Linked DNA regions of Homo sapiens: region 1 is linked to region 2. A link is a loop called in an ENCODE intact Hi-C map of the cell type or tissue named here. Cell type or tissue: sigmoid colon. All regions are shown on one strand. Region 1 overlaps CACNA1C (calcium voltage-gated channel subunit alpha1 C). Region 2 overlaps CACNA1C (calcium voltage-gated channel subunit alpha1 C).

Evidence for each region. Peaks named below come from ENCODE experiments on the same cell type or tissue, not always from the same donor. Only the 100,000 strongest peaks of a DNase experiment are listed, where the experiment ranks them.
Region 1: a loop joins it to region 2, with 2.1 times the contacts of the local background. A loop is called at or near these places in 1 of 110 quality-filtered maps.

The regions. Positions count from the first base shown.
Region 1 is chr12:2,428,858-2,432,857 of GRCh38, reverse strand. All of the region lies in intron 3 of CACNA1C (calcium voltage-gated channel subunit alpha1 C), which reads right to left. Among named protein-coding and RNA genes, the nearest start is that of CACNA1C-IT3, 160 kb to the right of the region's middle. In sigmoid colon, a CTCF peak has its summit at 1,879; DNase peaks (open chromatin) are centred at 907 and 3,747; H3K27ac peaks cover 64 bases.
Region 2 is chr12:2,383,105-2,387,104 of GRCh38, reverse strand. All of the region lies in intron 3 of CACNA1C (calcium voltage-gated channel subunit alpha1 C), which reads right to left. Among named protein-coding and RNA genes, the nearest start is that of CACNA1C-IT3, 120 kb to the right of the region's middle. In sigmoid colon, a CTCF peak has its summit at 1,840; DNase peaks (open chromatin) are centred at 1,834, 2,109 and 2,904; H3K4me3 peaks cover 839 bases; H3K27ac peaks cover 605 bases.

The sequences.
Region 1 (4,000 bases), 46 kb before region 2:
GTGGTGCACAGCAAGCATTCTAGCTGGAAGGGATATGGAAGTTCATCTGGTCCAGGGCTTTAGTTGTTCAGATGAAGACAGTATAGCACAAAGAGGGGGAAGGACCTGCTCAAGGCCACAGAACCAAATACTATCAGTAATGTGGTAATGATGCTTATTTACACACTCCATTTTTTAAAAAGAAGATTGCACTTATGCCTTTTCTGATCCATCATCCAGAACAGATGATTGCACCATTATCTGGACTTGCACCTGTGTCTCCCAGGCCTGGCCTTGCTCCAACTCCCTTAGCCCCGGCCACTAATCCCCAAGGTAGCAAGAGAGTGGGGCAGGTGGGAGGAGAGGGTCAGACTCCCAGAGAAAAAGAAGCTGAACCCCAGAAAATCAAGTCCCTTTCCCCAGGTCAGTCAGAGGTAGGTCTTTGAGGCTGATGATCAGGATGGTCATCTCCCCTCTCCAGGCATTGAAAGCCCACCTGGCATCATGGTGAGCACCAGGGCACCAGCAATGCGAAGAACGTCACCCTCCATCCACTTCCTTTCTTGTAAGTAAGTGACTTTCATTCCCAATAACTGCTCCTGGCCTCTTTGCCGACCACATGCCCCCTAAAAGGGCTAACTCGCCTCTCCTCCAAATCAGGCTCTGCTCTGAAACTGTCTGACACCCATACTGAAGGCAGATCTAATTTAAAAAGTGTTTGCTGCAAGCTTTAAACTGTCATAATTTTGGCTTTTTTTTGTGGGTGTCTCCTTTCCCTTGTAAAAATGGGTCTGTTCTCCTTGCTGATCAGCACAATTATAATGATATAAAACAGAGTACAATAAAAGCTGGGGACCTGCCCTTAAAAGGGAAGTTGTGGGAAAAGTGATTCACGGCCTTATCCTCTGGTGACCTTGGCAGGGTTGGGCTGAGCCTTGAGTTGGTTCTCCCAGATGAATATGAATTTTGTGGTAGGTGAGGGAATGGGAATCTTGGGGTTTGGAACACCAGGGCTCACAGTGCCCAGGAGGTCCCTACATTGAAGACTCTTTACTGCAGAGCAATGCAATGGCAGCTGTACCTCCACCTGCTTGGGGGACTCCTCCATTGCCATAACATCAGGGGAATGAAGTAACTGGGCCTGAATCCCTCTCATACAGGCCAAACCCTTGACCCCTAGTTCTTGCTGCATGCCAGGTCCTGTGTTTAATGTTTTATGTAGATGATCTCACAACAACCCTGGGAGGTGGGTATCATCATTATTCTCATTTTACAGGGTTGGAACCAAGGTCTGCCTGGTACCAGGCTGGCGTCTTAACTATCATGTTCTACCGACCTCTCAGCACAGAGCACATTTGGATTACTGGATTCCATATTGCCTCTTATGTTTTTTCTCCCTCTGGAAACATAGCAAGGGCAAGGAGCAAGCTGTGGCAGTAAGAGCATCATCTTGGAAGCCAGGAATCTTGGGTTCTAATTTTAGTTTCATCATTATCAAGCTGGGTGACCTTGGGTAGGTGACACAGCCTCTGTGAGTCTGATTTTTCTCATCCACATAATGAAGACGTTGGAGTATATGAGTGGATCCCAAACTTCGGTTCTCCTACAACTACCTACAGATATTTTGGGGTACTGGTTAAAAATGCAGCCTCCTGGCCCCCACTCCAGACCTGCTAGGTCAGAAGATCCTGGGGAGGACCTGGGGATCTTGACTTCTAACAAGGTCCCCACTTCTGAAAAGCACCAGGGCCTGGGAACTACTGACCTAAGTGGCCCCATGGTTCCTTTCAGCTACAGGATTCACTGCTTCTCAAACATATCACCCTGCCCATGGCCACCCGTCAATGAAGGGAGCTCCCTCTGCCTGCAGGGCAGGAAGTGCAGAGCGGGTGAGGAGAGACAGAAGCTTTGCCTGAAGCCGCCCACAGAGAAGCCATGTGTGGCTGGGGTACTGGGACATGGAGTCAGCAGTGGGTGTGTTTCCTGGGTGGGAGGCTCAGGAACAGAGGAGAAACAGAGTGAGGCCAGGGTGCTCAATGCCATCAGCCTGTGGGGATTGGGCTCCATGGGCCCAGCTTCATGTTGAGGACTGCAGGGAACACAAAGGAAGGGCCTCCTATACACCTGGGGGAAGGAGACCTCCACATCCAGATCCTACAATGCCAGGAAGGAGTATACCAGTAAGCGGCATCTGAAGAACAGAGACCAGGGTGCTTGGGTTTACAGGGGAAAGGGGAAAGGAAGTGTTTACGGAGCACATACTCTGTGCCAGCATTGGGTCTCATACATGCTCGGACCCCCCCACCACCTCCCAGACTGAGTCAGGGGTGGGCAGGTGGGGAGAGCAAACTCAAGGCAAGTGTGAGGGTGGATGGGTCTACAGTTTTCTGTAAACAGTCCTGGGAACTAGTTAAAAGAATATACTGGACCATGAATCAAGGTATCTGGGTCACTTTGCCATGAACTAATTGCAGATCCTCAGGCAACACATTGAGTGTCTCTGGATTCTAGTTAGAAATAAGAACACCTGTCCTGCCAGTTCATGGAATGAAACATAGCACAGCAGATCTGTGGAAAGTTAAGATCACTGCTTGTTATGGTCCGAATGTTTGTGATTCCCTCCCCCAAATTCCTATGTTGAAATCCTAACCCCCAAGGTATTAGGAGGTGGGGCCTTTGGGAGGTGATTAGGTCATGAGGGCAGAAGGCCTCATGTATGAAATTAGGACTGTTATACCAGAGACCCAGGAGAGCTAGCTCACCCCTTCCACCATGTGAGGACACACCAAAAATACAGCCATCCACGAATGAGCCCTCACCAGACACCAAGTCTGCCAGCACCTTGATCTTGGACTTCCCAACCTCCAGAACCATAAGAAATACATTTCTGTGGTTTATAAGTCCCCAGGAAATACCCCAGTTTACAGTATTTTGTTACAGCAGCCTGAACTGACTAAGGCGCTGCTCAAATCTCTGGTCTTTGTATGCACAGCCTCCTCTCCTACTCCTCACCACAATTGGCCTGAACTCATGAGCTTGTGGAAACTACTCTTCCTCATCACCTAAGATGGGTGGAGCTGGGCACGGCTGGTGTTTTGGCCCATAGAATATCACGAAGTACTTGGGAGTGAGCAGAGGGACTGGTATCTATCAAATAGCTCCAAGCACCCCTTGCAAATTTCTGAACTTAACTTACAAAGCCATCTCCTGGACAAAAAGAAGCATGGTACCATCCACCATGTGCATACTGCCTGCAGGCTACGAAGAGCTTTTGTGTGAGTGGATTTTCTTAACCTGAACCCTGGGAGGGAGGAAAGGGTATTATCATCCCCATGGGAAAGACAAGGAAAGCAAGGTTTACCCCACTGGACTACGGTGGAGACTGGGCTTATACCTAAGTTTTCTGACTCCAACCCCAGTGCTTTTCCCCCACATCAACTTGGTGTGTGCCTGCTGAATAGATGTTAGGTCCCAGAATTCTCTCTGTTAGCCGAGGAGAGCGCAGACTCCTTCCCAGTCAGTTTGTTACAGAATCCAGGCTGGCACTGGGTTGAACAGCATCCTCCCTTCCCCAAATACATGTCTTTTCCAGACCTCAGGATGTGACCTTATTTGGAAATAGGGTCACTGCCAATTTAATTAGTTAAGATGAGGTCATCCTGGAGTTTGTGGGCCCCTAATCCAATATGTTGATGTCCTTATAAGAAGGGAAAACAGACACACACAAAGAGGGAAGCCATGTGACCACCGAGGCAAAGCTGAGTGATTAATGCATCTACAAACCAAGGAATGCCAAGGCTGTTGGCAACACCAAAAGCGAAAAGAAAGGCATGGAACAGATTCTCCCTAGAGAATGGCCCCGCCAACTCCTTGATTTCAGACTTCTGGCCTCCAGGATACAAAAGTATACATTTTTGTTGTCTTAAGCCACTCTGTTCATGGTACTTTGTGACAGCAACCTTAAGTAACTAACACAAGGACATCACCTAAGATGCTCCCAGCTTCTCCTCTTTGCACAGAA
Region 2 (4,000 bases):
GGAATAATGTTGGCATGTTATTGAATGAATAATGAATGGACAGAATTCTAAACCTGGAATAACTAAAGTCAGTTTAAAAAGTCTTATTGTTAAAAGAGCTGTGAGAACCATCTTCACACCACGTCTAGCAGCAGCAAGCTCAGAATGTGGTCCATCACAGGAATGGCAGTAATTTACTCTTCCTGCCTTTAGAAAGGCTGGGTCAGGTGGAGGACTGGGGTGGCAAGAAGGCTGCCCCAGGAGTCAGGAAACCTGGTTTAGCTCATTTATCCATCCAGTAAACACGGACTGAGCATCTACTATGCTGGTGCTGCACTCCCTGCTGGGATGCAGAGAAACAGGGCACGCCCTTGCCCTCGGGTGCTTAGTGTCTAATGGGGGTGGAGATAGAGACACATAATCAGAAAGCACCATAAAATTCTAAAAGCCCTTTAATGAGAAGACATACAGGTCACAGAGGCAGAGTGGTGAACCTGTGTGGGGAGGAGGTATAGGAAGAGCTCACACAGGACAAAGTACTGAGCTGAGTTTTGGAAGATGAACAGGTGCTTGCCAGGCAGACAAGGAAGTGACAGGCATTCCAGGCAGAAGAATCAGTGTGTCTAGGAGTAAAAACACAGAATGAGAAATAACATGGCACTCGTGTTTGGGCCACTGCAGTTGGTTGTGTGTGGCAGGACTGAAGAAAGTTGGGGGGAAGAGGAGAGTTTTTCTAAGAGATGAGGCTTGCTCAAGAGGCAGAAAGAGTCAGATCCTGGCTGGTGCTTCTCAACTCTGCTGCTCATCAGAATCAACCGGAGGAGCTTTAAAAAAATCATGTAAATACCTGAGCCGCAGCCAGTGATATCAGTGTTTAATGACTTGTTGGGGGGCAGGGGCTGATTTGTAGCATTTGCCAATTTCTATGATGTAAATACTCATGCCATGGTCAATTTCAAGCTACCAATGGGATGTCACTGACTGCAGAGTTGGGAGGAGATGTGTAGTAGCACACCATTATATAGTATTTCCACCCAGCAGATACAATCAATAGAAATTACCTCGAAAGGTAGTAAAGGCATCAGGCAAACCTGACTTTTGAGTATGTATTACCTTTGTTTTTAACATAATGTACTTACTTACAAGTTTGTATAATTTTTAATAATGGTCATTTAACAACCCACTCATAAGATTCCTGGAAGCGATGGCCTCTCCTGAGTCGCTGGGGCTGGTTCCAGCTGTAGGACACCACTGGCCCCACCCAGGCCCACTCTATGGAGTCACTACGGGTGAGACCCAGGCACGGGTAATTTTAAAAAGATCCCAGGTGATTCTAATATACACCCAGGGGTGAAAACCACCTATTTGTAGCCCATGTTAAGGAGTTTATAGTTATCCTAGGGGCCACTGAGGCCATTGCAGGATTTCAAGACTTTTAAACAGAAGCAATTTTACCAGGTTTGCTTCTTAGATGGGTGAGGCAGCCACAGAGTGACAGGTGAACTAAGAATGGAGGGAGGCAGGGGGACCCGTCAAGAGACTGTTGCAAATTTCCAGGCAAAAGCTGCCAGGGGCCTACCTAAGGCTACAGAGGGAGGGAGGTCATGGAGAGACAGCAGCGGGTCCTAGCTGCCCTTGGGTGTAGGGGTGCTAAGTGGATAAGGTGAGGGGGATACAGGAACAATTTTAGTTGCTGGTGGAGACTGAGAAAGTTGAGGAAGTTGTTTTCTGATCACCTCATTTTTTTTTTTTCCTATCAGAACTAGGTGATGAGGTTCCGTTGCCGGGAGAGGGAGGCAGGCATCAGAAAAGCCTCTGGCCCGGCCGTGCAGTACCTGGCTGTGTGCATCTGAGGGGGCCGGTCTTCCTGTCTATAAAGCCAGGGAGCTCAAGCAGATCCCTCTGAAGTCTCTTCCAGCATGGAGACTCTGATTCCATCACACTGGCATTTGCTCATGTTTTCACTTTCTTAACTTCCCCGGTGACTCAAATTACAACTTGTTATGGGTATAAAGCCTCATTTTCTCTGGGAATCTGGACTACGTCTTTGTAAGTCTTCAGCTCGGGGCAGGCAGTTTCAATCCTTGGGGAGCGAGCACTATGCTTACTTCGCTCTCATCTCCCTCCTTTCACGGTCAGTTGGCTCCCCTCCCTGAGGCTGACCACTCCCAGCCCCTTTCCAGATGGCGTCTAATAAAGCCGAATGGGACAGAGACGTACCTTCTGGATAACTACGCATGCAGTAAATTCTAGCAGACCAAAAAGTAAAAAGATTTGCTAAGCCAAGGAGTGGGCTTTGCTCAAATTGCAAAGGAATTTCTCCAAAGGCCTCTTGCAATGCCTTGCTATGGAGTTCATCTGTCCCTGCAGTGCCTCTACTGGTACTATACTATGCCACGGTGAGGACCAAGACTGCAAGAGGCTGGAGACCCAGGTTGCAGGTTGCCCATGTGGCTTACTCTCCCTCCACCTCCCTTCCCTTTCACTGTTGCTGCTCAGAGAAGGAAAAGTGCAGGGTTGTCTACCAGGAAAAGAAAAATAGGGCATGTACACAAACGGAGAAAGGGAGGCTGGGGTTGAAAAAGAGTCATGAACTGGAGAGACTGACCATGGGCTTTTGTTAGAAAGAAAAAAAGGAGACAACAACAGGGTGCCAGGAGACCTCTAATTGTGCTCATTCTTGCTAGAGTCCTTCATGGACTCTAGGCTCAGTTCCGAATCCACGACCAAAGTAGATGAACTTGGAGTAAGATCCAACAACATAAGGTGATTAGGGTCAGAAAGAACAACTTGCACAGAAAGGGTGAAAGACGCACAATGTGTAACCTGGAGGAAAGACAGTAGAAACAAGATGTAACAAACATCTTCGAGAATATGAAGAACTCTTACACAAAGACAGTACAGTAACCCGCGATTCTCCGCCAAGGAGCATGCAGATGAGTCACCTGCGAGAAAACTTGAGTGCAACAGTGTTTCTGGTGGCACTGCTGCTAACCTGGGTGGTGTGTGATCCACAGAAGGAAGGCAGCTTGTCTGGAGGGTTTTAAAAATCAGAGTGGTCCTTATCAGTTTGCTGAGGTTCAGATGAGGTTCTCCATGTAGGGGTGGCAAATGCATTCACAACCTCTCAAGTACCTTGCACCCGGAGGATCTGTGATTTCCCTGCTCATTAGCACCTTTGGCAGAAAGGGAAGCCAGGATGAAATGCTAATCAATTAGATTTCCTGCTCATTAACAGCTCTTCTGAAATGATTAAAGGAGGAAGTGAGAACCAACAGACAAATTCAGGACTGGGCCCTGGCCTCTTCTTCTGCCCTCTGGCCCATTCTGCAGGGCGTTGTCTTGCACTGGCTTCTCACTGGGGCAAAGGGTACTTCACTGTATTTTTGGTTCCTTCTATTTTGACGTGGTTTGAGTGTTCAGCTCTCCCCAGCAAGGCATGGGAAAAGGCTCTTTTCCTTGCCTTGGCTCTGAGACAAAATCCTTTCTTAGGATGATTATTATTGCTATTCACATTATCATTGCAGACGAGGCAGTGAAAATTCCCTACTTACTCTGCTGTCTCATTGGATCGCCTCCTCTGTCTGGGAATTCAGGCTTTCCATTTATAACTCCACTGGTTTATCGTAGGGTTGAAGCTGACCCCTCGCTCAACCGGACATGAAGACATCATTACTTAGAAACCAAGGACAAAGGGCACATTCCTGCCACCCAACGAACTACAGCTATGTTGCTGATCTCTTACCACCCAGGAGTGGTTACGATTATTCCAATGACAGTAAGACCAGGCAAAGGGGGAAATTCCAGGCCCCTAGGTTAAGCATCGCCACGAGACAACCCGCTTTAGTCTCCACTGCTCTTGTTTGCCTTTGCTCCCACCCACCCTTCTTTTCCTGAGCCTTCCAAATGCTACAGGTGCTGCTTGCATATGATCATAGTAATAGCTACACTCGTTTAGTGCTTACAAGCCAGGCACACCTACACAGCACAGCACCCCATTTTATGGAAGAGAAGGCTGATA